Regions from separate parts of the Homo sapiens genome. Here regions 2, 3, 4, 5, 6 and 7 are each linked to region 1. The links are chromatin loops, found by intact Hi-C in ENCODE. Cell type or tissue: Caco-2. All regions are shown on one strand. Region 1 holds the start of LINC02552 (long intergenic non-protein coding RNA 2552). Region 2 overlaps PDGFD (platelet derived growth factor D). Region 3 has its middle 90 kb from the start of PDGFD. Region 4 overlaps GRIA4 (glutamate ionotropic receptor AMPA type subunit 4). Region 5 overlaps CASP4 (caspase 4). Region 6 has its middle 140 kb from the start of LINC02552. Region 7 has its middle 130 kb from the start of CASP4.

Evidence for each region. Hi-C counts contacts between places; a loop is a spot of excess contacts. Peaks named below come from ENCODE experiments on the same cell type or tissue, not always from the same donor. Only the 100,000 strongest peaks of a DNase experiment are listed, where the experiment ranks them.
Region 2: a loop joins it to region 1, with 4 times the contacts of the local background. A loop is called at or near these places in 3 of 110 quality-filtered maps.
Region 3: it touches region 1 in a loop (2.9-fold over the local background); 4 of 110 quality-filtered maps call a loop at or near these places.
Region 4: it touches region 1 in a loop (19-fold over the local background); 28 of 110 quality-filtered maps call a loop at or near these places.
Region 5: it touches region 1 in a loop (2.5-fold over the local background); 9 of 110 quality-filtered maps call a loop at or near these places.
Region 6: it touches region 1 in a loop (2.7-fold over the local background); 2 of 110 quality-filtered maps call a loop at or near these places.
Region 7: it touches region 1 in a loop (6-fold over the local background); 5 of 110 quality-filtered maps call a loop at or near these places.

The regions. Positions count from the first base shown.
Region 1 is chr11:104,607,809-104,611,808 of GRCh38, reverse strand. LINC02552 (long intergenic non-protein coding RNA 2552) reads left to right here and starts at 2,507. Exons shown (of 4, transcript NR_120585.1): 1 at 2,507-2,572. In Caco-2, a CTCF peak has its summit at 2,414 (motif pointing left); a DNase peak (open chromatin) is centred at 2,398.
Region 2 is chr11:103,925,834-103,929,833 of GRCh38, reverse strand. PDGFD (platelet derived growth factor D) reads left to right here. Exons shown (of 7, transcript NM_025208.5): 6 at 2,708-2,922. Among named protein-coding and RNA genes, the nearest start is that of PDGFDDN, 21 kb to the right of the region's middle. In Caco-2, a CTCF peak has its summit at 2,100; a DNase peak (open chromatin) is centred at 453.
Region 3 is chr11:104,252,092-104,256,091 of GRCh38, reverse strand. It overlaps the pseudogene RNA5SP348. Among named protein-coding and RNA genes, the nearest start is that of PDGFD, 90 kb to the right of the region's middle. In Caco-2, CTCF peaks have their summits at 1,322 and 1,524 (motif pointing left); a DNase peak (open chromatin) is centred at 1,511.
Region 4 is chr11:105,860,812-105,864,811 of GRCh38, reverse strand. GRIA4 (glutamate ionotropic receptor AMPA type subunit 4) reads right to left here. Exons shown (of 17, transcript NM_000829.4): 5 at 2,604-2,788. Among named protein-coding and RNA genes, the nearest start is that of MSANTD4, 160 kb to the left of the region's middle. In Caco-2, a CTCF peak has its summit at 1,848 (motif pointing right); no DNase peak of the experiment used is centred here.
Region 5 is chr11:104,944,939-104,948,938 of GRCh38, reverse strand. It overlaps CASP4 (caspase 4), which reads left to right. Exons shown (of 9, transcript NM_001225.4): 6 at 263-406; 7 at 1,747-1,856. Among named protein-coding and RNA genes, the nearest start is that of CASP4, 22 kb to the left of the region's middle. In Caco-2, a CTCF peak has its summit at 1,785 (motif pointing left); a DNase peak (open chromatin) is centred at 1,818.
Region 6 is chr11:104,750,301-104,754,300 of GRCh38, reverse strand. No RefSeq gene overlaps it. Among named protein-coding and RNA genes, the nearest start is that of LINC02552, 140 kb to the right of the region's middle. In Caco-2, no CTCF peak of the experiment used is centred here; no DNase peak of the experiment used is centred here.
Region 7 is chr11:104,839,603-104,843,602 of GRCh38, reverse strand. No RefSeq gene overlaps it. Among named protein-coding and RNA genes, the nearest start is that of CASP4, 130 kb to the left of the region's middle. In Caco-2, no CTCF peak of the experiment used is centred here; no DNase peak of the experiment used is centred here.

The DNA.
Region 1 (4,000 bases):
ATCTCTGCAAACCACTTTACCAAAGTTTAAAATTATTTGAAAATAGTAAATTAAAAATAATTACCTGGAAAGAACTATTCTAACTTACCAATGATCGGATTCACAGGATTGCCACAAATTGGGTATGAATAATATCTAAAAATATAAAATGTAATAAAATATACATAATATTATGTGTAAAACCATATTATGTATACGATAACTTCCAAATTTGTTTTTTTTTCTGAATCACAAAGTGCTTCAACGTTATCAACAAAGATCAATTACCATGTTTCCGTGAATTTGTACATGGGCTTCTTGTTTCTTAGAGATTTATGGTTGACTGCTTGATTGATACGTTTTATCTTATTTAAATTGACTATGGTGCCATCAGTTTTTTTCTCACTTAAGTTCTACACATATATATGCATAAAATGTTGGTTATTAGTTATTCCCCTTGCTTTTCCTGCGTCATTTATTTTCTTCAATAAGCGGCTTCAGGGAAAAAAATAAAACACTGGCTAAGGATTAAAAACAGTTACTGTTCTCATCCAAGTTACAAATTAGTGTTTATAATTAAACTCCAAACTTAACAATTTCTTTGTTTTGAATCCATCCTGTTGAGTGGTTACAGAATTGTCTATTTCTTCTAACCTAATGCTAATAATGTGCTGGCTTCTACATCTTTATAATTGTTCATTAGCTTCAAGCAGTATGCTTTGACTTCTATGTCCTTGAAACTATGAAATTATGTTTCTATAATTCAGTTTTTCTTAATGTTTCTACTTTACATAGAATGTATTATGAAACTGAGATCTGAGGCATTTTTAGAAATTCTGAACGGGGGATATCAGTTTAGTCAGAACAGTGTCAAATGTGGAACCCAAACAACATAATTGGTACTTTGAGGTTGAGGTTGATGTGACATTCTCTTGAACATATTTTAATACTAATGCATATTTAAATTAAGATTTTAACCTCCTGACGTTCAAACCAACAAGCCAATCACTATCCAACTAGAGAGACATGTCTTACAAATAAGATGACACGACAAAAATCACTTGTCTTGAATCTATGTTTATTGCACAAGAGATTTGAAAAAAGACTAGTTGTTTATTAATATTTTGACAGTGAATTTTTATATTAAAATAGCTTTTCCAATGGATTATACACCCAGAAACCATCCCAAATATATTTGTCTATATCCTGAAAGGCTGCTACCTAAAAATGATGGTATGGCATGTGTTCAAACATGACATCCATTTCATTTTACAATTTTATCTTTTTATATAGCAGGTAGATTTCTGGCTATCCTACACAATATAATTTTTTGTTTCCAAGAAGACCAGATGAGGTAGGCATCTGTATTAGAAATACGCTAGACCTCCCTATCAGAATCTACCTGTCCAGAAATAGTATTATTTATTGTATCCCTTTTTGATCCTTGTTACCAGCCTCAAAGTAGCAAGGCTTCTTCAAAGAAGCTTAGCTTTGATCGTGACCAGAGCCAGGTTGACAGGTGAGATGTTAAAGTTTGTTTTGCCCCAACATGATCTTGTCATGACCCATTTTGGTGCCATGCAGCTGAAGGTATGTTTTGGTTGAGGATTCTAACTATTCTAACTTCCAGTGAATTCATGCACAGCTGGATCTTGTTGGGAAAAAGAATCATCTTTCAACCCTTCAATGGTATTTCCTACTTACCATTTCATTTAACATTTATCAGAGTGCCACCTTTGTAGTAAAATGCTGAAGTGAAAATTCTTATGTTTAATAGCAGGGAAAAGTGAAAATGATTGTATCTGATTGAATCTGTACTTGCAGTGAACAGTTTAAATTTAAATTGGGAAGGTGCCAGAGGCCTATTGGCTTCCTTCCGTAATTGTCAAGTTCCATGGAATGGAGGAAGTTATTTTAATTCCAAGTAACAAGAATAATTTTGCATCCTGAGATCCAGTGCTGCTACTTAAAACCAAAATACACCAACATTTTATGGCACAGAAATACAGAAGATCCTTCTTGCCAAATGCCTCTGTGTTTATTTACTTCAAGTCCCAGAAGAACAACCCAGATCAATTTTGCCACTGACATTATAAATAGCATAGCAAATTCATAAGGAGTCTTTTCTTCAAAGAACGGAAACTAATCTGAAGTCTGATTAAACTCACAGGGTCCTTGTGAGGGAGATGGGAAGAGGCAGAGTATTTTGTCTAATTTCAAGTTCAAGAAAGCAAAGAACACAAAAGTTAAGTGGCTGGTGTCCATTTACTCAAGTAAATGTATTCAGGAGTTGAGCCAGAAATAAAGATCAAGTCTTCTGGCCCATGCACTAGGCCCCATGCTGCCTCACAGCTTTCAAAACCTTCATTTTCTTGGGAAATGCTAAAAAGCTTTCCCCTACCATACATACTAGATTCAGACACACTGCCATCTACTGACCCACCAAAGGATGTGCCAGCACAAGACATCCTGACCTTCAAGGGAGGGAGGAACACCTTGAGAGGAGTTGAGATCCTGCTTTCTCTTCAGAATGCCATCTCTAGGATGCCAATGGGCTGTGTCTACAGTACTATGTAGGAAAGTGCTGCAAGAGGTAAGTGAATTTAGAATATTTCCTCCCCGATGAAGGGATTAGTATTCTGGCACTATTAATATTTATATAACGATGTCACAATGCACCATGTTGTCTATATGTGGGATATCCTTGAAATAACCCCTTCCTCTCGTACTCTTATTTTGACATATTCGTCTAGGGATTTGAATAGTATAAGACAGCCTTTCTTTTTCACATAAAACAGTTTGAGGAATGCCATACGATTTTTGTGTTGTCTATTTTGTCTTTCACTGGTGTCCTATAAGATGTGCTAGTTATCCTACATGATGCCAAGAAAGGCATAATAGAAACCAAGCTAAATAGCCACAGTCCTGTGCTTGTAGAAAATATCATAAAATGTCCTAAAAGAGCTCTAACAATAGGAGAACTAGGCTCCTAACTATAATTTCAGCAATATTCTTTTTCGTTCAGAGCCAAGGTATTTTTTTCCCAGAAAAAATATCAGTGTCTTTCTTGCCACATCAACCCTTTAGAGGTTGCCTACATTCTTCCTAGAATAAAAGTAACATTTTAAAGACTTCATCAAGCGATGATGAATACAATTACTGTTTTTATTCCATTTTTACAGCCAAAAATTAAAGTTATGATGTTTGTCTATTGCTTGTGATTGTACTTAGTCCATTGCCTCTAAGAAAGAAGTTGAATTTAAGTATGTGGACCATATATTTCTTTTTTGATGAGTGTAAATGGATAAAATTAATATCTTAATATATAATCAGTGTCTATAAAAGAATCCACGTAGTAGCAGAGAAGCATTTGTGCCATGCTGGTTACTTGTCTTCATTTGCTTTGAGATCTCAAGAAAAGTTTATTTCCCAGGATGGTGGTTCACAGGCATTGTGGTTGAGGACTATACATAGAAAACTAATTGTGAAAATAGAACTTATTCCTATTCTTTCAGGATATGAAATCTTATGTTCATGACAATTTAATTGTTTTTATAAAATAATTGGTTTGGCATTACAGTTAGTAAAGCAGAACTTATCCTTTGAAGTTTACAGCTTGGAACTCAATCTGAAGAAGACCACTGATTTAATTTGGAATAAATGTCTATATGTGTCCAACCAAATCTTTACAGAAATATCTTAAGTCTTCTTAGGCAGAAATAAGAAACTGTTGTTTCCAAATTTTTTAAATGTCAAGAGGGTCTCTAAAATTATGACAGAGATGAGGGATACAAGGAGAGATACATAAAGAATGGAAACATCTGGGAGTTTTACTGACTCAGTGAAACTAGGGCATTGTGAAAACCTAATTGAAAAATCTACAGAGAGAAAAGTCCAGTTCACAAATCTGGCCCTCACATGTTCAGTCCTTAGTAAAGGCTTATTAGATATTGCAAGATGAGAGTGAGGTCCAGGAATGGTTAAATGAAAAATGAGAAAATAAAAGGTTATGAGGAGAGCA
Region 2 (4,000 bases), 680 kb after region 1:
CCTCTGTCTGGCTCCCTGCTCTGCTGCACTGGCTTATCAGTCTTCTTTGACTGGAAACTCAATATCCCCTGCAGAAAGTCTGCAATCACGCTTTGAAGTTATTTGCATCCAGTCAGAACAACCTTTCAGTTCTAATTCTAAATTGAGTGCCTCGGTGATTTCAATCGCCTGATATGTAGGGCAGGTGGATTCTACAGCAGTCACACTGGGTCACAGTTCTTAGTGACATTAGTGAATTGATGCATAAAACTGACAGAATTGTGAATCTCCTCATGGTGAGTAAGAAATGAAAGTAACCAATGCTAGTCAAAGAGTTATACAATGTGAGGAGTTTGGTTTCAAATAGAATGAGGCTTACATGCCTTCTCCTGGTTTGTGGAGGGCACTTTGGAGTTTATTGGAATTCCTATAGGGAAGGCATGCTGTACTTTGGCTTGGGTGTCTTCTGAAGATAAGGATGTGGCCATTCACCACCCAACCCTGGTTCAACATCAGACAGGAAAGTCCAGTACAGCCCTCATAACACTGGTCTTCTTCCTTCAACTAATGGCTTACTGACCATCCCTCTATTCTGCTTAAAGTGACAGAGACTATGGAGCAAAAGGGGGAAAGGCTTCAATTCCAGTTTTACCATTTACTGTTAACTCTTAGCAAATAATACTCACTTGAAATGGGTGGGGAACAACTAAATGTAGTCATATCTGTAAGGTTATGACATAGTTCAGCAGAGGGCTGAACGAAAGCAGAGACTCAGTGTTGCCGCTTGCGTCCTGTCCCTCTCTGCCTTCTCACACATCACGATCCCTTCCTGCTAATTGTACCTCTTTAGTCCTCCGTGTTAGACAAATATCTTCCCATTATCACAAGCAGCAGATTTGGCCCTCTGCATCAGCCCTGTTCACAAGCCCAGGAATGCACAGGCCAGCATCAGTATTTATCTCAAGGTGACACTTGTAATGGATGATTGCTGCACTTCTTAATCCATTTATGTAATCCTTTCTGCTTTGCTTGCAGTTATTTTCAGGGCTTTAGCAGCAATAAAATGGTTCCTTTCCCAAGACAGAGTTCATTCAATTTAAATCTGGATTGATTATAGCTAAAGTTATGACATGTCTTTACAAAGGAAGAAAAAAACAGCAATAAATTATGCACAGTGATTATTTGGCATTTATTTAGTTCCCACAGTATCCTGGGCTCAGCGTATGACAATTGGGGATAAATCCCTGCCCTTGAGAATCAAAGCACAGTTGTAGATATAAAAAGACAAACAGGGATGCGGTTAGTGGACTCATGGTCCACACTTGTTCCTGCAATTTTCCTTAGATGCATTCTACTGACACTGTCCTTGACTTTTGACCTCTGCTCCCAAAGGCTTTTTTTCTTCCTTCTCCTTAAGCAGTTTCAGTTTAAGCCTAAGACATTTACCAGGGCTAGAGTTTAGAATGAACATGGTGATAACTGCCTAACATTCATGGGATTCCTTCTGTGGTGGCCTGGTGCACACAAGGGCGTGCATTGGGAAAGGGTGGTGGGTTCTGTGCAGACAAAAGGACTTGCTTCTAACTGTGTTCTTGTGAGAAGATACTCATGTATGTATGCACCAATAAGAGGATTTGGCTGCCAAATGGATGGATAATTGGATGGACTTGGAGAACACGAAATCAAATCTAATTTATGTAACACAATAATGCGAATTGAATTCAAGTAAATATTTATGACTTAGCTTTGAAAATATTGTGGTGCTTTTAGTTCATAGAAGTCCCACTGACCATATCCCTTGATAATCATTTATATAATGTCCAAAGAAGAAAACATAAAGAGGGAGAAAGACGTAGTATATTTTTAAATTTTGTCCATTTGACTTTAAAGGAAAAGAATGTGAGAGGGGGAGATTCAGATGAATCAAGATTAGTAAGAATAGCTGGCATTGAGTGCCAGGCACGTTACATTCAATTCTTCAAATGATTACATGTTATAGATGAGGAAGCAGAAGTTCAGAGCCATTAAATAACTTTCCAACTAAAAGGAAACATAGCCATGATGTGATTGAAGGCAGTTGTAACTTTACTGCGGCTCCAAAGCACTTAACCACTATGCTATACTGCCATCTAGGACCCAGTGCACAAATATGCACCATATTCACACACAAAAAAATCATTTTCTCTAACATGTTGATTAACTTTGAAGTTAAAAATAAAACTAAAACCCTTTTCTTTATTACATTTATGTGTGAAATTTCACTGCCAGGTAAATATAATACAGTGGTTGTCTCTAATGTGTCCTAGATATAATTTAAATTATATTTAAGTGATGGCTTAGAGTCAGGATTTATTTAGAATGAAGAAGCAGTTTATTTTGTCTTTTTGAAGATAAAGGCAATTATTTTAATTTGCCAAATGTTTCATTTTCTTTCCTCTGAACTTTTTTTGCATAAAAAAGATGCAAGGAAATTTGAACCAAGACATGAATTTTAGCCAAGGTTTTTGTTTTGTTTTGTTTTTGTTGTTATTTTCAAAGGGTAGATGGGATCAAGAGAGAAATTAGGTCTTTTACTTTAGGTTCCCAGTAATTGAGAGCCTGAGGATGGATTTAATCCCAGGATTAAAGTTGTCCTCACAGAATCTTCCCACTCTATTCCCCAAAACACATGCTGAGCAATTGTGCTTACTGTTGTGTTTGCTTACACAGTGCATGTATTTGCTTACAGTTGACCTGGATAGGCTCAATGATGATGCCAAGCGTTACAGTTGCACTCCCAGGAATTACTCGGTCAATATAAGAGAAGAGCTGAAGTTGGCCAATGTGGTCTTCTTTCCACGTTGCCTCCTCGTGCAGCGCTGTGGAGGAAATTGTGGCTGTGGAACTGTCAACTGGAGGTCCTGCACATGCAATTCAGGGAAAACCGTGAAAAAGTATCATGAGGTATGTCATTCTTAGATTTCTTGTTGCAATGCTTAATCTATAGGATTCAGGAAGACAGGGCCATTGCATACAGTTGTTCAGGTTGTTCACTGCACAAGGGCACCCAGCCAGGGTTTGATTAGGAGCAGAAATTCTACCCACACTAGGTTTGCCAAGCCAAGTGTCCTGATGACAGGTTAATCCTATCCTGACGAAGGCACTGTTTTTTCTAATTTGAACAATACACCATGTGGATCAACATCAACATTGTTAGAATATATAATCAAATATGTGATACAGTAATTTCAGAGCTTGACCTACTTGCAGAAAGACAGAAAAAAAGAGAAATATGATGTTATTCATTTACAGGATATGACGGCACAATCTCATAAGCAAAACCTTAATTCAATTATATCATTTAATAAATTTGGCACAATAAAGATAGCAAAATATAAATTGTCAAAGATCTTTTTATTTTCTAAATATGAAGTATGTTTCAACCGGAAATGCTCAGTTTATTTTAACTATTATTAAGTGCTACTCAGGGAATCAGCTCTTGGATTATGCAAAAATAGACAAAAGTAAAAGAATATAGGAGGAACAAAAACTTAAAGAGCACAATAACCTTAATAATAGTAACAATGGCATTTATTGCTTGACAAAAACTATTGTAAGTAATCATTAGCTCATTTAGCACCCCATCAACAATATTGTAAAAATGTCACTATTTTTATTCTTTTTTTATAGGTGAGTAAACTGAGCCCTAAGAGGATCAGTAAGTTGGCCAGCATGGCCTGGTCAGTAAATCACAGAGCCAGGACTCCAACTCCAATCCACTGGTTCCAGGGTCTATGGTTTTTCTTATCACTAGTAATATATAGCACTTTATTGAGCATAAAAGATAGGCCGGGCGCAGTGGCTCACGCCTGTAATCCTAGCACTTTGGGAGGCCGAGGTGGGTGGATCACCTGAGGTCAGGAGTTCAAGAACAGCGTGGCCAACATGGCAAAACCCCGTCTCTACTAAAAATACAAAAATTAGCCAGGCGTGATGGCAGGCACCTGTAATCCCAGCTACTCAGGAGGCTGAGGCGGGAGAA
Region 3 (4,000 bases), 360 kb after region 1:
TTCAAATAATTTTTCCATTCCTTAGAAGACAAAATTTGAGAACTCAAAAATATTAGTGTTCAAGCCTCAGTGGCCCCTTGTTCATAAAGAACTTTCTTTCTTCCTCATTTATACTCTAATAATGCTTTGTATGTCTCTTTAAGAGGAAAAAATATCACCTAACCTCTGAGCTTCAGTTTCCTTATCTATAAGTAATTTTAGTAATTTTACCTACCTTACTGGATTTTCAAGACTAAAGGAGATATGTAAATAAAATGCTTAGCATAATGGCTGACACATACTTGAAGGAGTTGTGTATTACTTAAAAGTCTACTTTTCTTGCTTTTCCAATAGACAACAAACTCCTTGAGCACAAAGTCTTTTTTATGAGCTTGTTATACTGCTCAGTACCTAGCACTGTCTCTTGCACATAATATGTTCTCCATGAACAGTTTTTTATTTATTAATTAACTCGTGGGGATGAGGAGGAAATAATACGTCAGAAATATGTAGAGAGTTTCTGAAAATTCATAGGCTAATTCCCAACCCCAGATATGATGGTTCAGTCAGTCTGGGTTAAAATTTGGACACATTTGTTAATGCAGATATTCCTCAGATGATAATTACAACTATCATTGTTTGAGAACTATTGGTCTAAGTCAACTGGTCTGATTCTCAAGCAAAACCATCTTTGATTCTAATCCATATATCTCTACTTCTTACCTCATTCCGTTCGTTTTTGGGTCTTTATACCATACCTCACTCTTAATTGGATTCTGCATGCAATGATCAAATAACCTGCTGTTCATTTACATTTGGATTATTGTTTGCACAGATTACACATTGGTGTATCACCTTTTGGATTGTTCTCTGCATGTTGGGTCCAATGATATATTTTTTTTATCTATAGTGTAGCATCCCTACCATAGTAAGTGCTCTTGGGGATGTAACTAATTACTTCTCACATTACTCCCTGGCAACACAACAAAATAACTTATGCCTAAGGATACATCCATGAGGCACACTTCTCCAAGAACAGCCAAGAGCATATTCTATTAAATCTCATTGAATATCAGAGATTAAAATTACTTTTTAAAAACTTATTGATGATTCCATGTAACCTAATTATTTCCTAAGAGTATTAACCAAGAGATAGAAGTTAAACAATGTTTAATATAAAGAAATATTTACAATATAAGTGAATTACCTACTGGGGTGGGGGGAATAGCATTCAGAACTCTGAAGAACAGGAAAGCAAGAAATAAAGGGAGCAGTCGCACCTCGAGGACCAAAGCAGAGTGTTCAATGAAGTCGCCAATCTGGAAGAGCCCAGACATTGTTGGAAAGGATGTAGGTGTAGGCCTTGGATGACAGGGACTTCTGTGGAGGTGCTGCGTGGTGGACCTCGCTGGAATCTATCCTCCCGGGTCTGAGAAGTCTTCCACTGGAAGGTGCCAGCCTGCCCTCCGGGAGTCAGCTAGTAATGAGCACACCCCAAACCAGGAAGAGCCCCTCTCTCCTCCAGTGTCCTTCCAGCGCCCTCTATTGGTGAAGCCGGACAATGAAGGGTGACTATGGAGCTGAGAGGCCTGGGCTGTTACTGATGCACTAAGCAACTGAAATTCCGAATGTACTTATGTACTTGCTTGAGATTAAAGACTGAGTTAGTGACAGAGCAGGGACAAAAACTGCTCCCAGTCCGAAAACCCTTTGCATTATATCATTGTGGTTAGATAATCCTGGAGTTGATTTTGAAGAAGAGAGGGGCTGGGAAACATTCCAGGAAGAGTGCCTCATATGTTCCAAGCTCTTACAATCTCAATATAGCCTTCATAATAGGTCTTATTCTTTTTTAACTCTTTGTTGTTGTATAGACAATGCAATTGAAACTCAGAGAAGTGAAGTCACTTGATGGTCATATAGGAAATATGTGACAGTCAGGATTTGCTCTCTGGTCTGACCTCAAAGTTCATAATCTTTTGATTATACTGCATTACAGAAAAAAGTGCACTAGACTGTGATGGGAAAAAACATTGAATTTATGTTTTTAGTTGTGACAGATTACTTTTGCACTTTAGTCATCCAGTTCAAATGAGTTAATTAGTTTTTCAGGTCTCTGAATGAGAGAAAACAACATCGCAGTCCACAAAGGCATGGCAAAGCAGTGTTAAAAATGTGGAAGCACATCAAATACAAAATCCATAGAATTATATGAAGAAATAGGTTTTTCAGCAAGTGAAGTATCTTAGTTTATCATGAACCAAATTGTCTAATTTGCATCTGTGACTTTTTTAAAACATTATAGCTCGCAGTGAATAATTAATTGATTTTAAGTCAGTTTGGTTCAGTTGGAGGCTACTCTAACTTAGCATGAATATAAAAATATACACATTTTAAATAATACATTTGCAAGAAATAACTGGTTCCAAAAACCTCTACCTAGTATTGAATAATTCTGGCAAGATACTTTGATATTGTTTTTTATTGAGACAGAAATTATTTCCAACATAGGTAAAAGAAAGTTTATGTGTTATTGGTCAAAAGCTGCCATTGAACTTATTGCTCTAAGTATTTTTTCATAATTTAAAATTGATAATGTAGGCATTGGTTATTTCAGTAAAATGGGTTATCAAAGGCTTAGTTTGACTAGAAGGTTAAAAGGAGCTAAAATCTAGAACTTGCTGTTAGTCGTATACCAAATGCTAAGCACTCCTTTGCAAATGCAGGGACCAGGTAGTAACCATAGTTTCCATTGTAAAGCCTGGACATAGACTGACAGCATCAAAACTTATCATTTGTATCATCTGTGAAGACAGCACCATCACAAAACTAAACCACATGGGTTTCAAATTACTTCAGCAAGGCACATGGTAGTAGTGGATTGTGTATCTTAAACTATCTCTGAGATTTACTTTACACATACATGTAAAGGACCTTGGCCTATTAAATAAGACTATTTCTTAAAATAGAGTGACAGTCCCAATTCTCTTCAAATTTCTGAGTACTCAAATACAAGAAGACAAAAATACACTCATGCTTTAAGGTACTGAAGATGCCTAGAATCCCATCAAGCTCTCAGTGAGGACCAGCTCTCATTGATTTCTCTCTCTTTCTCTGAATTCTCAAACTAAAATTACAGTACTTAAATTATGCAATTTTATATTGCTTGCTACAATTTATTTTGTCTCACCCATGCATTCAAAATCAGAACATAAAAGATAAAATACTTTTTAGTCTGTATATCCCTACAACTGTCTTGAACCCAGAGAAGGCTCTCAATAAATATCAGTAATGTGTCGTTTGCCTCTTTTAGGGGATGAGAGTATATGTGTACTCACAGACTACAATTATAAGTCACTATATGTGTTCATTCATTTATTTTATAACTCATATTAATTTATGGCACCTGCCCTAATGGAGCTGTATGCTGACAGATTATGGTAAGTGTGATGAAAAAGTCGAAGTTTCCCATCCAAGTACTAACCAGGCCCAACCCTGCTTAGCTTCCGAGATCAAACGAGATCGGGTGCAAGCCCGCATCGCCAAGTCAATCCTAAGCCAAAAGAACAAAGCTGGAGGCATCACACTACCTGACTTCAAACTATACTACAAGGCTACAGTAACCAAAACAGCATGGTACTGGTACCAAAACAGAGATATAGATCAATGGAACAGAACAGAGCCCTCAGAAATAACGCCGCATATCTACAACTATCTGATCTTTGACAAACCTGAGAAAAACAAGCAATGCGGAAAGGATTCCCTATTTAATAAATGGTGCTGGGAAAACTGGCTAGCCATATGTAGAAAGCTGAAACTGGATCCCTTCCTTACACCTTATACAAAAATCAATTCAAGATGGATTAAAGACTTAAACGTTAGACCTAAAACCATAAAAACCCTAGAAGAAAACCTAGGCATTACCATTCAGGACATAGGCATGGGCAAGGACTTCATGTCTAAAACACCAAAAGCAATGGCAACAAAAGCCAAAATTGACAAATGGGATCTAATTCAACTA
Region 4 (4,000 bases), 1.3 Mb before region 1:
CACAACCTCCACCTCCTGGGTTTAAGTGATTCTCCTGCCTCAGCCTCCCGAGTAGCTGGGATTACAGGCATGTGCCACCACACCCGGCTAATTTTTTATTTTTAGTAGAGACAGGGATTCTCCATGTTTGTCAGGCTGGTCTCGAACTCCCGACCTCAGGTGATCCACCTGCCTCGGCCTCCCAAAGTGCTGGGATTACAGGCGTGAGCCACCATGCCCGGCCATAGAAATTTACTAATATGAAGTGTGTCCATCCTTCTAGAACTTTATCATCATTGTATTAATTTCACCATCTTCTGAGAAAAGTCCACCTTTTCAAAGGCATTTTTCTAATCAAGATTATTTAGCATTTAACTTTTTACCTTTTAAAAATGCTTTGGTTGGTTTTTTGAAATTGTTTTCTTTTGCTATCTTAATTTATGAAAAAGGATGTTGAAACACAGGGGTCTTAAGATACACGTACAAACCCCTGACAAAGTATGGATTAGCTCTTGTGGAAGAGCCAAGAGTAAAACCAAGAAAACATTGAAAGTTGTTTCATTTAGAGCTACAAGGAATTAAAATACAGATAGTAAACAACAACAACAGCATGTTCAGAATAAAAACACAGCTTTTCTTGGAGGAAAATTTTATAGGACAATTAAGAGTACATTATTTTCTCACAATGCAGTAGACTTTATTGCAATTTATGAGATTTATACCTGAGAGGCATTTTAAATGGACAAAGTTCTCTTACTATTATTATTATTATTACCATGCAACCATGATAGAAAAGAAACCTTTTAGAATTTGGCAAGAAGAATAGAAAAGGTAGACACTCAAGTTTTCTAATTTCTTTAATATGACAAAAAATATATAAGATGTCCAGTTTCTTTAGCAGGAGCTCATTTACGGCTTATTCAGAGTTTATCCAAAGCACCCAGGTGTGCCAATTTTCTTCTTAGAAACCAGCTAAGCCTCTGAAATGGGTCAGTGTGCTTTAGGCACTCAATTGCCTCCTCCAGACTTGGTCTTTTAAGCACAGGTGCTAAGTGGAGGGTCTTTCTGAGCCTTACTCACCCTCTGACAGGAACTTGGCAATCCAGGCAGTTCTTAGAATTGGCTGCTCTGTGGGATTCATCGTGAGTTATTTACAAAGCTTCAGTTGTTCAGGTCAAACAACTCAAACTCTCAATACAGGGGCAGGAGTGGGAGGGAGGGAAATGGGAGTCGGAGGTAAAGTGGCTGTATTGCTTAAGAAAGAAGAAAGATTTTTCTTGGATTCTGTAACTAACCATTTAAAAATTTCATATACATTGAATAGCTACAACTTCAAAAATTTTTTGGACTCTCTTAGGAATAAGCCCGAGTAATGTATAGGCTTTTAATTAATATTTCCCAAAATAACATATATATTTCTTCAGTATATATATATATATATTTAGCTTTTTCTTCTACAAAGGGACGACAGGAAGTAAATACTCTGTTATTTCCTCTTATGGTCTGGCTTCTTTAGACTTTAGCAATACAACATTTTTGTTTGTTTGTTTTCTTTTACTTTTCACTTTTACAAATGCTAATATAGTTGAGGAAGGAAACTGAAGACATCTAGTCCCTTGCCTGCAAATAGTAAAGCTGAATCTCTGAAATATATTTTGGTTTTCATTCTTACAATTGAATACTAAAGTTATTCCTATAAATAAACCTCCAAATTGGCAAGTTTACTAATGGAAATCAAGTCATATAATTATGCAGTTAAGCTATATGTAAAAAACTAACCAACAAAAAATTATATTACCCATGTCTGGCTGAACTAACGTATTGTAGATAATATGAGCAAGCATTTCTAAAACCACTAGATGGCATTCACTCACTGCAATTTTGGCCAAAGAGCCTTTAAAGCTTTATCATGATCTGCAGGGGTAGGGAAAGGCAGATGTTATCCATTATTTGATGATATTTTCCTATCATTTAATACAACGGCAAAGCTCAGTTTAATCTTTTCCTGGCTGCTTCAAATCAAATCAACAAATATTTATTGAAACATTTATTCAAGGACTTTTCCATTTTGAGGAGAGTTGAAAACCATCTCCACTGGGGTAGTAATGTATTGACTTATAATACCTAGCAGAAAACATGCTATATACAGTATTCCACTAAATTATATACAGTATTCCACTGACTTTTCTTTTATTTTATTGCTTTAGTAATTTATGTTGCTGTTTCTCATGTAGCACTTCTCTAAAGTAAGTGTGCCTCTAAAAATGGTGCACCCACAAATTTAGAATTTTTGTACTATTTTTAGATGGGATTAATCTTCAACATTAATATTTTCGAAAACTGGAGGCCAAGAGCTCTTCAAGATTCACACAGAGTCTTTCACTCATTCAAGTCTTAAGAATATGTGAGAAATAGCTTTCTAAATACATTGAGACTTAAGAACCAAAAAGGTCCTTGGTGATAAAAGATTGTGATTTGGTCCTGAAGATAGTCATGGAATGAAAACTCTCAAACCTCACACTCCAAATTAAAAGCTGGGAGAAGATGTTGATGGGGACAAGTCAATCAAAGGTTAAATTTTTCTGTATAGGGTCTAGGTTAAAAATATAAAATCTAGGACTTACCTGTTCTAATATGTTTTGAAGTCTCTCTATCTCACAGTCTATTACAAACTTCTTCTCTTGTCTTCTGTCAAGTTCTTCTAGAAGTTGCCTATAGCTGACATCATTAAAATTTTCCACACATATAGCGCTGACATGCCAACCATTTTGTCCTGCTTTTTCCATAATAGCTTGGAGTATCGAGTATCCTATTGGGGAAAAAAAAAGTTACTAAAAACATGCTTTTACTCCCCTTTAATGATGTATGCAGGTACTGAGCCTATATCAACACTGTTATGTTCCAAAATATACTGAATGCTTAGAAACTTAAAGTCTGTGTGGTTATTTCTGAATAATTTATTCTTACTTTCTTTAGTCATGGCAACAAAATCTCTTAAAATGTTGATTGAATGAAGTAGCAACACCATACCTTGTGCTCTCAAAATCTCTTTACTGGAGAACATTGCATTGCTGTAGACATTTTTTTGATGAGACAAACCCCAAACCAAATCCACCACCATCTGTAGTCAATAGCAATTTCATAAACCCTTTTTGTTATTTTACTCACTAGATGGAACTCATTTTGAACAACTGTTTGACTTTCCCCTTGAACAAGGTAGTACAACATTTTTGGTTCAACTATGGAAGAGAAGATGTAAAAGAAACAGTACAACAGTATTTATTGAGGACTCATTATTCTCGGTGCTTTATTTGTTGATGAGGACAGGTGCATATTAGAGAGGCATTATTTAACTCTTCCTCTCTCAGCAGGTGAATGATATAGACTGGGGATCAGTTGAATAACCACTAGGTGAGGCACTGGTACTCCTAATCAGTAAGAGACTGATGACCAAATAAACAACAGAAACTTAGTTTTAAAAAGTGTGTAGCCGGACTCAAGGTAAAGGCTTGGCCCAAGGGAAAGCTTGGTTAGAGCTGTCTGGATGGAACAAGGAAAAATACCACAGAGGAGAAACAACTTGAATTGGGTCTTGAAGGTTGAGAAGGAGCGTGCAAGACTGATGCAGGTGGGGGTGTTTATTACGTGAAGACAGCCTGCCATGAGAGAATAAAATGAATGGTCTTCACCCTGTTCTTGATCTAGTTCTCTCTGCATGTGGAAGGGAAGGCACCTGGTCCAAGCACCTGGGTTAAGGCAGAAGCTGTAAACTCATAATTCCTGCATTTCTTCAGGAAATGCAATATATCTTCAGGCCAATATTGTCTTGATTGTCCTGCCTTTTTTCCATCTCTCTTTTTTTTTTTTTTTTTTTTTCAGACAGTCTTGCTCTGTTGCCCAGGCTGGAGTGCAGTGGCACAATCTTGGCTCACTGTAACCTCCACCTCCTGGGTTCAAGCAATTCTTCTGCCTCAGCCTCCCAAGTAGCTGGGACTACAGGTGCGTGCCACCATACCTGGCT
Region 5 (4,000 bases), 340 kb before region 1:
TTCAAAAGAAAACAGATTTTTTTTCTAGAAAATGGTAAATTCAAGATGATTTCACTATCAGTAGGCACATTGTTGAATGACACTGGAGAGAAAGAAAAGTGGTGTGTGTGTGTGTGTGTCTCTCTCTGTGTGTGTTTGTATGTGTGTGGGTCTGTATGTATGAAACTAGTAAGAATGAACATTCAAAAAGAACAAGGTGGGCAACTGTGACAGCCATTCTGTGGGAGGCACAGCAGTGTGCAGAAAGTTAATGTCTCCATAGCAAACCGTGGGGAACTGTGGGTCAGAGACTCTCCAGCATCCTTGGAAGTGGCCTCTTCACAGTCATCTGAGAACCTAGAGGAAGATGCTGTTTACAAGACCCACGTGGAGAAGGACTTCATTGCTTTCTGCTCTTCAACGCCACGTATGTATCTTTCAGTGGCAGTAAGGGATTTGTGGGCCTGAGGCCATCTTTGAATGAATCTAGAAAATCAAGAATCCCTATGAAACAATGATCTGATAGAATGTTGTGTGCTCTCCACATATTTTACATGATCTTATGTGTGCCGTGAGAACAGATTCCTAAAGCAACCCGATACATGGAAACCCATTCACCACTCACCATTTAAACAGATGATGAATTCTGTTTTTTTTATTAAGCCCATTTAACATTTTACATAGTGTTTTTATGGATTCCAGGAATGGCTTCTCTTTCTCAAATGATCAACTTCAAGTCTTCTTTCCATATTTCACATCTGATTCTACAATGAGCAGTGCCATTGCATGCCCTGCTAGAACTGTGGATACCCTTTAAAACAAGTAGAAAATGATAGGGTGGGGCTGATTAGGTCTAATCTCAGGGAACACTGGTTAGTATTTCATGTCTAGGTAATTATCTTAAGGAGCGTACATTTAACTGTTTTTGATTTGTATATTTTTAAATCTTATTTTTTAAAACCACTTTATTGAGGTATGATTGACATACATAATGTTACATATTTAATGTATACAACTTAATGAGTTTGGAGATTTCTATGTACTCCTGAAATCATCACCACTATCTATGCCATAAACATATCTCTCTTCTCCAAAAGATTCTTACACTTCTCTGTTTATTATTATCATCATTCCGTGACTGCGTGTGAGAAGTATACTTAGCATAAAATCTACTCTCTTAACAAATTTCAAGTACATAACACAATGTTGGTTACTACTGGCACCACCCTGTACAATAGATTTTTATCACTTTTTTCAGCTTCTATCACTGAAACTTGTCATGTGTTCATCTATTTCTATTATACGGTGAAAGACAGTGTGGCATAATCTGCAAACAACTTTGGAGCCTGGTGGCAATTTTTTGTTGCTTACTCACTGTGTGAACATGGGGAAGTTCCTTCATCTTTCTGTGCTTCTATTTCTTCCTCTGTAAAGTGGGATAATTCTAGTTATTTCTCAAGCCCCTATAAAAGCTGAGAGAATGAACATGAGTTTTGTAGTAGAAAGCCAATCCCAAGAATCAAAATTTCTTCAATACACAATCTCTTGCAATGCTTACCAACTGCAACTTTTGATCACCTTTTGCTAGGTTTTCTGTTTACGTTCTGTGGAAAGTAGGTAAATGTCAGGTTGTAAGTGCTTCCTACAAATCTGTAAAGATAATTCCCAAGCTATGCTTTTCTTTTTAAAAACATTCTCAAAACAAAAATATGAACAAAAACATAGTGAAAGTCATAGCCCAAGGCATACCCATCTGTATCATTATAGACAACGTGTCCTGGAGAGACAGCACAATGGGCTCTATCTTCATCACACAACTCATCACATGCTTCCAGAAATATTCTTGGTGCTGCCACCTAGAGGAAGTATTTCGGAAGGTAAGTGTCTCTTTTCTAGTTACTCATTTATTTCTTCAGGAAGAATTTGTCATGATTCACTTTTTACTTCACAATGACAATTTTTGTCAGGGAAGTGAAAGTAGAGAGGTACCCAGTTTCTGTCATTCAGTTGTTTAAAATATGGCTAAGGAAAAGACAATTCCAATATATCCCAGCAGAAGATCAAAGTAAAATAAAATAATATCAACCATAAGCTTTATGTTATGGAGCGTAAGTTCTTAAGTTTTAGAGAAGGAAAAATATTTTGAAATAATTTTTATTTCTTAATTTATTAAATGAATAAAATCTGGGTGGTCTGCTAGGTCATGGATTTCCTCCTGGTGACAGAGGGGTAAATGAGGCCTACATGACGTAATCCTATCTAGGACTCACATTTTCGTGGGAGATATGGATACTGAAAATGTGGGTTAACAAACAAATATGTGCTTACAGATTGTGATAGGATCCATAAAGACATGTGAGAGGGAACAAAAAAGAAGTCATTCTTTCAATAAAAAAGTGCAGAAGGAAAGGTTTGCTACTTCTTGCCCAACTTGGGACATTCCTTATTCCCACTACTTCCTATGTTATTTTTCTCCATAGCTCGTACATCTACCCACTCAGCAAATATTAATAGTTTATTTATGTGTCTGGTTTTTTACTTGTATTTACTCACTAACATGCAAACTTCGTGATGGCAGGGATTTGCTCAGCAATTCAACAAACCTGGCACGTAGCAGATATTCAATTAATAATTATTGAATAAATACATGCATAAATACACAGATAAATGCACCCTCTTGTTTAAAGAGAAAATGGGATTGGTATTAACACAGAATAGTATAATTATTAATAAAGTAAAAATTGTAGAGAACAGTAAAACTCCTGCGGGAAAAGAAAGATACACCTCTGGCGTTTATAGAAGAAAGCCATCCAGAACCAGCACAGTCACTCATTCCTGTAATCCCAGCACTCTGGGAGTCCGAAGGAGGGTGGAGTGGCTTGAACCCAGGAATTTGAGGCCAACCTGGGCAACATGGCAAAACCCATCTCTACAAAAAATACAAAAATTAGCCGGGCATATTGACTGGAACCTGTAATCCGAGCTACCTGAGAGCTGAGATGGGAGAATCGCTTGAGCTCAGGAAGCGGAGGTTGCAATGAGCTGAGATTTCACCACTACCCTCTAGCCTGGATGACAGAGTAAGACCCTGTCTTAAAAAAAGAAAAAGAAAGAAAAGTAGTGAAATAAGAAGAAGGAGGAGGAGAAGGAGGAGGAAATGCAGCATAAATTGAGACAGAGCTCCTGTGAATAGAGATCTGGGAAGTTAAATCTTTTAAATCTTCTTGGATAAGTGGGAGTTAGACATTGTACTTTCAAGGATGTTCATAGAAAAAGGAACTAAAAATTCTGGATTTAGGATAAGTAGACTTACCAATTAGTTGATGCAAAAAAACTACAAGATCAGCTTGGTGGTGGAGATATGAAAGTTGTTCAGTGTTTGGGTCTTAAAGATAAGATACTGGGGCTGGGCACGGTGGCTCACGCCTGTAATCCCAGCACTTTGGGAGGCAGAGGCAGGAGGATCATGAGGTCAGGAGTTTGAGACCAGCCTGGACAACATAGTGAAACCACGTCTCTACTAAAAATACAAAAAACCAATTAGCTAGGCGTGGTGGTGGGCACCTGTAACCTCAGCTACTTGGGAGGCTGAGGCAGGAGAATTGCTTGAACTCTGGAGGCGGAGGTTGCAGTGAGCCGAGGTTGCACCATTGCACTCCAGCCTAGGCAACAGTGCAAGACTCCATCTTAAAAAAAAAAAAAAAAAAGAAAGATAAGATACTGGGATTAAATTCTCCTTCAATTGAGGAATCAGCCTTGGTGAGTGTTGAAAGTACAGAGTCCTTCCTTATCTGGTTTTCATGAATAGTTTTCAAGGGATAACTTATTGTCAGATCTGTAGGTCAGAAATGGAAAATAGAGGAAATGAATGTTGAAAGACCTTGGATTAGACATGAGGTGTTTATTTTGATGTAAAGCATACAGTCTGACATGGAGTGGCAATTCTAAGAGGTAGGGTACAATGTTGAGGAGTTAGAATGCCCATGGGCTTGGTTCTATGAAACCTGCAAGCTCACTTCAT
Region 6 (4,000 bases), 140 kb before region 1:
ATTCTACTTAGTGTGAATATACACACATTTCACTGCAGAAGTGGCAGTGATTTAGATATGGGGTTGTGCTCTGAATCCTACTGAGGGTATAATGTAGTAGATGACATACGCATGGTGGTATCCTCCTAAAAATAAACACAAAATCTCTATTTGATAACACATTTATTCCAAAGGTTCAGATAAGGGATTTTGAACCTGTTTAGTAATACAGCAGTGGATAATCCTTTCACATACATACTAGTAAAACTTTGGAATGACTAGAGATAAAATTTCTGTGTCAAAGGGTATATATAACTGTGATTTTAAAAGATAATGCCAACTTCCCTATCTATCTATCTATCTATCTATCTATCTATCTATCTATCTATCTATCTATCTATCATCTATGTATCATCAGTTGTTTTTGCTGGGTGTATACCCAGAAGTAGAATTGCTGAATCATAATGAAGCTCATACACCTTCAGCTTTAGTAAATACTGGTTAAAACGTTTTTGAAAGTCACTGTGCCAGTTCTACCTTGGAGCAGCAGAGCATAAGGATTCTGGCTGCTCCACCTCTTGCCTCTCCATATTGTTTGTCTATTTACTTTTATTCATTTACTGGTTTTTAATGACATTCTATTACAATTTTAATCAACATTCTTTTGATTACCAATGAGATTATCTCTTCACATATTTACTTGCCATGTAGATATGCTGTTTTGTAACATGTCTGTTCCATTGACATGTTATTGGATTTTCTGTATTTTCTGTACTGATTTTTAGACACTTTTCTATATTTAGGATACAGGCCCTTTGTTAATTATTGTGTTAGAATTATTTTGTCTACTTCACGGATTACCATTTAACTCTTAGTTTGAATTTACAGAGAATTTTTAATTTTAATGTATTCTAATTCATTAAATTACATTTATAAGAAGTGCTTTATGTGTTCCCTTTGTAAAAATTTCCCTACCTACCTCAAGCTTATGTTAATCCTGGCCAACATGGTTAAACCTGTCTCACTAAAAATAGTCTCAGATCATTTTCTAAAAGCTTTGCTCTTTTTTCTTTCACATAAATGTCTATTAATTATTTGGAATTAACTTTTGGAAACAGTTTGAAGTAGAGGCCAAGTTTTATATTTTTTAAAAGATGAATATCAACTTCTACTTTTGTCATAAATCACATATCCGTCTAAATTAAGATCTTTTTCTGCACTACCAATGTTGTTCTGTTGTTTATTGATTTATTCTTATGATAGCTATTCTTGACCCTTTACAAATTGCTATAAACTTAGAATTAACTTGTGGTCAGAAACAAATAAAATTGCTGGAACTTTTATTGTAATTGCCTTAAATGTATAGGCAATTTTAGGAGAATTGGCATCTTTTTAGTATGGATCATTACAATTTTTTTTCAAAATACATCTAATTATTAACATCCTCTATAAATTTTTTAAAAATATAATTTTTCCATGAGTGGCCATAAAATATATGCTGCATTAATGACTTGGGATTTCATATTTGTGATGCTATTTGAAATAGTATCTTTTATTGTTAAATTTTCACTTTATTTTTTCTTACATATGTTCTTTGAATTTAGCTTGTATGCAGCAAGCTATTAAACCAAATTATTATTTCTAATATCAATGAATAGTTTATCTTTGAAGTTTCTACAAATATATCATCTGTGAATATGTTTTTTCTTTCCAGTGGTTATAATGAATAGTCCCATAACTACCTAAGAAATTAAATTCATTTTAAAAATCTTTCCTACAAAGGAAAATGTAATCCCAAATGACTTTTATGATGACTGCTAGCATATATTTATTATCTCAGAAATTATAAGAAGACAGACCCTTTCTTAATTTGTTTATGAGGATAGCCTAAACTTGATAACAATACCTGACTTAAAAATTACAGTTAAAAATATCACAGGCCAATCTCATGAATATAAATGCAAAAACCTTGACTGAAATATGAGAAAAGTGACTCAGGAAATAAATAAAAAGAATGGTACAATATTACTAGTCTGGGGTCATTCAATGAATGTAATGGAACTATAACTAATCAATATGTTCAACATTGCATTAGACATTTTAGCCAGTGCAATAAAGAAAAAAGCAAGATATAATATCAATTTGATTATATTATGTTAATATCTTGTAAAGTCTGTGTACACTTTGACATCCAAACAAATGGTAAATATGTATACAGGTGTGTTTCTTATTATATTATATTATAAACAAACACTTATTGAATACCTACAACATACAAAATACACTGTACTAGGTATGGTGGAACATACATGGAGGCAGTAGATTTCACTCCTACCATAAAGGAATAGTCAACCTAGGCACAGAGGTAAACAAGGGATTATTTTACAATACAACACAATACACTATAAGGTGCCCCTTTTCTAGTAACTAACACAAGATGCATATCCTTGATTTAACCTACTCAATTCAGAGGCCCAAACTATTACATAATGACAGTCTGCATAATTTGTATTCTGTAAACTATGGCCACCATCTGACAATAACTTTCCCTATACTGTGTACTATTTTTTCAATTTATTTTATTATATTGGTTGACATGTTGCCAATTAAATCTTCCTGAGTGGCTTAAATACACATTAATCAGTCAAGCCTTGTTGAGAATTACTTCAATCAAATTGCTTCCTTCTAACAAATAATTAGCCCATCTGCTCTAAAAGAAGGTGAACATTGATCTGGGGAAGTTCTTGGGAGGTGGCTTTGTTGAGAGGGCACTCATTTAGTGCAGGTATGTATAAAACACTCTTATAGAAATAGCAAGCCCGATTCGTGTGAAGATGCTTACCAAAGAGTACTGTTCTGTTGCATAAAGTACCACCCAAAACTTCTGGGCATAAAAACACATAATCTGTTTTCCTTATTAACCTGTCATTTGTGCGGAGGTTGGCAGGGGGACTTAATCACTGGTCTCTTTGCATCAGCTTGACTGGAGCTAAACGATGTTTTTTTCCAAAATGAGTTCACTCCTATGGCTGCCAAATTGGTGCTGGTTATCACCTAAGAGTTCGGCTAGGATTGTCAGACATCTTAGTTCTTTTCTGTAAAGGCTTCACAGAGCTGGTTAGTCTGCCATGGAGTGAGCAGCTGAGATCCAAGAGTAAGTATTCAAGGGACAAGGAGTGGATGTTGCCTAAGTTTCTTAAACCTAGGTCTAAAAATCAGTATGGCATTAATAGAACAATCACTTATACATTATTCCATTGGACAATCCCTGCCCAGATTAGAGGGAAGAGAATTACAATCCCACCTATTAATAATGCAAGGAGTGTAAAAAGATTTGGGCTGGCCCACTTTTAATTTATTACAGCCATTAAAACCTTTGACCTCTGAATGAAGGGTTTCCAGGAAGGAAGTAAAATTGATGTAAACGTATAAATTTCCCTGCTTTGAAAATTATCCTATCATCTCTAAAACTAGGAATGAGGAAGAAGACAAACTCATTCTTTGCAATTTCTCCTCCTTTTGCCCATGTGCTTTTTCCTTTCTACACAAAACACCTCTCCCTGCCGTAGGACTGAAATTTTAGGATGGTACTATAAGTATTATACTAGAACTACATTATGAATAAAATTGCCTTTTTATAGAATAACCAAATAAATTACCATAATTTATCACCTTTTTTCTTGCAAGAATACTTACAAACTTTTGTTTTAAAAACTGTCGTAAAAGGAGCTAGATTGCCATCAACAAAAAAATACATTGATTGTCTGCAGACAAATACTTACCATTAATGCCAAGATCGCTTAGCATTATGGGGGCAGAGACACACAGTGACTTTTTTGAGAAGGGCAGAGCTAGAAGAATGGCAGGCAAGAATTATACCTGAATCACAATACCGGGTCAGCACCAACTTCCCAGCCCATAGGTGGTAGTTGGGAAGCAAGGGAATAATAATGGAGCACTAGCAGAGGCAAATGATTCTAAAAGCCCTGTTGGGGAAAGATGTTTTGCAGCACATTCACAA
Region 7 (4,000 bases), 230 kb before region 1:
AAGAACATGCATTAAAAGACTTAAGTTTTTATTGTTTCTGAATGACTAATTTTTATTTTGATGAGCAGATTTCTAAAGCAATAAATTCCTCATGGCATATCTTAATTTTTTCTTTGTGTGTATTGGAGACATAGGAAATATGTTTTTTCCAGTTACTAGTTATAGATTCAACAATGCCAGAGAGACACTTCGGAAAACACTATAACAGACCTCAGGAGACAGCTGGGTCATTGAACATCATTATTTCAGAATCGTGGTCATACCTAGACCTTCAGACATTTGCATTTCAGTTAGCCTCGACACACTACACAGAAATCATTTCTTATATAGTCCTAAACAAGAAGACTCAACTACAATCTTTTCGTTATTTTTAATAAAATTCATGTAAATATTTAAGAAGAAAATACAGGCTTTTCTTCTTCTACAATGTGCTTAATGAAGTGATTGTGATTATTGAATAGACTTCATGTGAATACTATTTCATGAATAATACTTCCCAAAGTTATAAAGGGTCAGATGAGAGCATATATTACTTGAAAAGAACTTGGCTCCATCTCTGTTAATTACAAAGACTTCCTGGGATTACTGTTGAATAGTTATTATGATAATGATCTTTCTCTATATAGATGTAAGGTAATTACGTAATTAGCAGATGGCAATAAAATAATTGTGGTAATATTAAAATGCTGATAGGTTTATCTAGGAAAAATTAACTACTTTGCAACTAACAAAATGAGAGTAGCCAAACATTCTTACATACTATGTAAGTATTTTTCTAAATGTTCCAGATGTATTAAATCATTTAATCTTCACAACCATTCCATGAGATAGATAATGATGTCAAACAAGGAAAATGAAACAAAGAGGAATTATGTAGCAGGTCTGAATTCACATAGCAAATACAAAAGAGCTTTGTTTAAAATTTAGGCATAATTACTCCAAGATTTACACTCTTAGCCACTTACCATCCTAACTCAAAAGAAGAAAACCCATAATATTATTTATTTGAATCAGATTTTCAAATTACTTTAACACAATGCATCTTCAAACTGAGAATCAGCACCACCTGTCTTAGTCTGCAGACACAATTCCAACTTTGAACATGAGATTCAAGTATGTAACCTGGGTATATTCTTCTAGCACTCTGAAGATGTTCTATATTTGAAAATGTAAGAAAGAAATAAGGCAATTGTTGAGGAAAAGAGAGAATAAGGGAGGATAGATTAATCACCTTCCAGAAATCTCTTTCTTCATAAGTTTATGACTAAATCTTGGCATACAGGGAAACTCAGACGAATACAGTCACCATGCCATGGCAATTTTATGTAACCTTAAAAAATCAACTTCAAATATTATCCTTTCTAGTTTTTCTATTCCCACTTTTATTAAACATACTCAAAAGTATGTAAATTTAGATTATACAATATTGTGCAATCATATACATTATGAAGAAATGACAAATCCCTAATTTGTTTCACAACCTCTATCTTTCATCCTCAAATCCTCGTGAGGCAGTACCAAAAGCTTTTCATTTCTGACAGTATAAATCTGAACATTTTTAGAAAGGTTTTTGATTGGCTCTCAAATGATTATAGGAAAAAAGTCTATATCCAGTCACATAGTGTAGAAGGATTTTAGGATTTTCAGCATATTGTACAGTCAAATATTTAAAAGAGTAAAATAATTCTACTTCTAGCCAATGTGGAGAAACAGGAACTTGATTTACTATTCTTCCCAAAACAACCAAAATAAAAGACACATAAAAATACAAAACTGTATGTTATGATACTATATATCAGGTAATAAAAGATATTTATCTCTGAGAGATGAGAAGTAAAGTAGGTGAATCTCAGGATTATTTCACTTTATTGCCTGGAGAGATATTCAAGGCTACAGTAAAATGAGGAAGAATCTGGGCAGAATCTAGTGATTTCCTTCTAGGAGAAGGAGCCGGTAATGTAGCTCCTTCCATAAGAGAAATGAGTGGCTAGCATTTTCACCAGAGAGTTAGTGCCAGAGAGAATAAAGCTGGGGAGGGTAGGGGGAGGGCAGGAAGAGATATATTCAAGGCTATAGTACAATGAGGAAAAATCTGGGCAGAATCTTGTGATTTCCTGAGCTGAGGAGAAGAAGCCAGTAATATAGCTCCTTCCATAAGAGAAAAGGGTGGCTAGAATTCGCAGGGGTTAGTGCCACAGAAAATAAAGCTGCAGAGAGTTGGGGGAAGACAGTAGGGGGAGAAGCTGTCTGGAGAAATGCAGGTTTCTTCAAGCCTTCACTCATACTGATCAGTTCATGCCATATGATGTTACCACCAGAAACCAGAGATTAAACAGCCAAAAGAATTAGAGGAATAATGCCTATTCCCATCAGCCAGAGTGGGAACTTAAAATTCATGAAACATTGGGTGTATAGGTAGGTAACTCAGAAGTGAATTGCTTCACAAGTGAAGTCAAATTAACTGTAAACAAAAACTCCTCTGGTCCTGATTAAAACAATCTTAAAAGCCAGACCAAAAGGATCAAATTATTTTCACATAAATTAACTGCTCAAGAATATATGTAGAAATACAAAAATATCCAGCGCCCAAAAAGATAAAGTTAGCAGTATCTGGTATCTAGTATAAATTACCAGATATGAAAAGAAACAATAAAATACAATATATGCAAGAAAAAAATTAATCAATTAAACTGACCCTGAAAAATACAGAAAATAGAATAGATGAAGCTATCACAATAGTTATTAAACTTTATTCCATACGTTGAATTAGCTAAATTGAACTTGTTCAGCAGAGAAGTGCTAAGACCTAACTCAAACTTCTAGAGTTGAAAGCAGTGTCTCAAATGCAAAATACACTAGATGGGATTAATAATAGTAATTTATACCTTATATAAGAAAAGATAGAAGAGATGGCAACATAAACAATTCAAAAATGAAGCAGAGAAGAATAAAATGATGAGAAAAACATTAACTGAGCATAAATCAGCTGTGGGACAATTTGAGTCCTGGTGTAATTTGAGTCCTGAAGCATAAAAGACAGAGGAAAAGCAGAAAATACATTTGCAAAAAATAATGACCATTTTTTCCAAATTTTTGGTTCACGAAAAATCTCAATCAAGCACAAGCAAAATTAAGGAAACTGTAGTAAAATATATCTTAACCAACTACTTAAATCCAATGATAAAAAGAGCCAGAGAAAAAGGCACAGTATATTCAGAGGAAAAAAAAGATGAAAAATTACAACAGACTTCTCATTAGAAAACTGAACATCAGACATCAGTTGAGGAGTAACTTTAATGTAGTGAAGTAAAAATGCTATCATTCCAGAATTCTGTACCCAGCAAAATGTATTTTTAAATGCTGAAGAAATAATAGCTGAACATACAGAAGCTAAAATACTTCATCATCAGTATGTCTGAACTAAAAGAAATGTGTTACCGGAGGAGTAACTAATAACAGATGAAAGTATAATCTACACAATTGAATAAAGAGCGCCAGAAATATAACTACATAAAATATATCTTTCTTATTTAAAATTTTTAAAAGATAATTAACTGTTTAAGTAAAAATAATAACACTATATTGTTGGATTTGGAGCTCATGTAGAAGTAAAACGTTTGACAACACCACCACAAAGGCCAGGAAAGAAAAGATGAAAATGTAAGGTTTTTATACTAAAAGTGAAATGGTATTATATTTGTGGAAGGTAGACTATGATAAGGTAGACATGTATACTATAACCATTAAAACAACAACTACAATAACACCACAAATAATTATAGCTAATAAACAATCATGAAAGAAAAAAGAAAAACACATAAATTTACCAATAAATCAAAAAAAAGGTAGAAAGAGGGAGAAATAAGTTAAACAGAACAGGAGGACAAGAAATACCGGCCAGGCGCAGTGGCTCACACCTGTAATCTCAGCACTTTGGGAGGCTGAGGCAAGTGGATCACCTGAAGTCAGGAATTCAAGACCAGCCTGGCCAACATGAAGA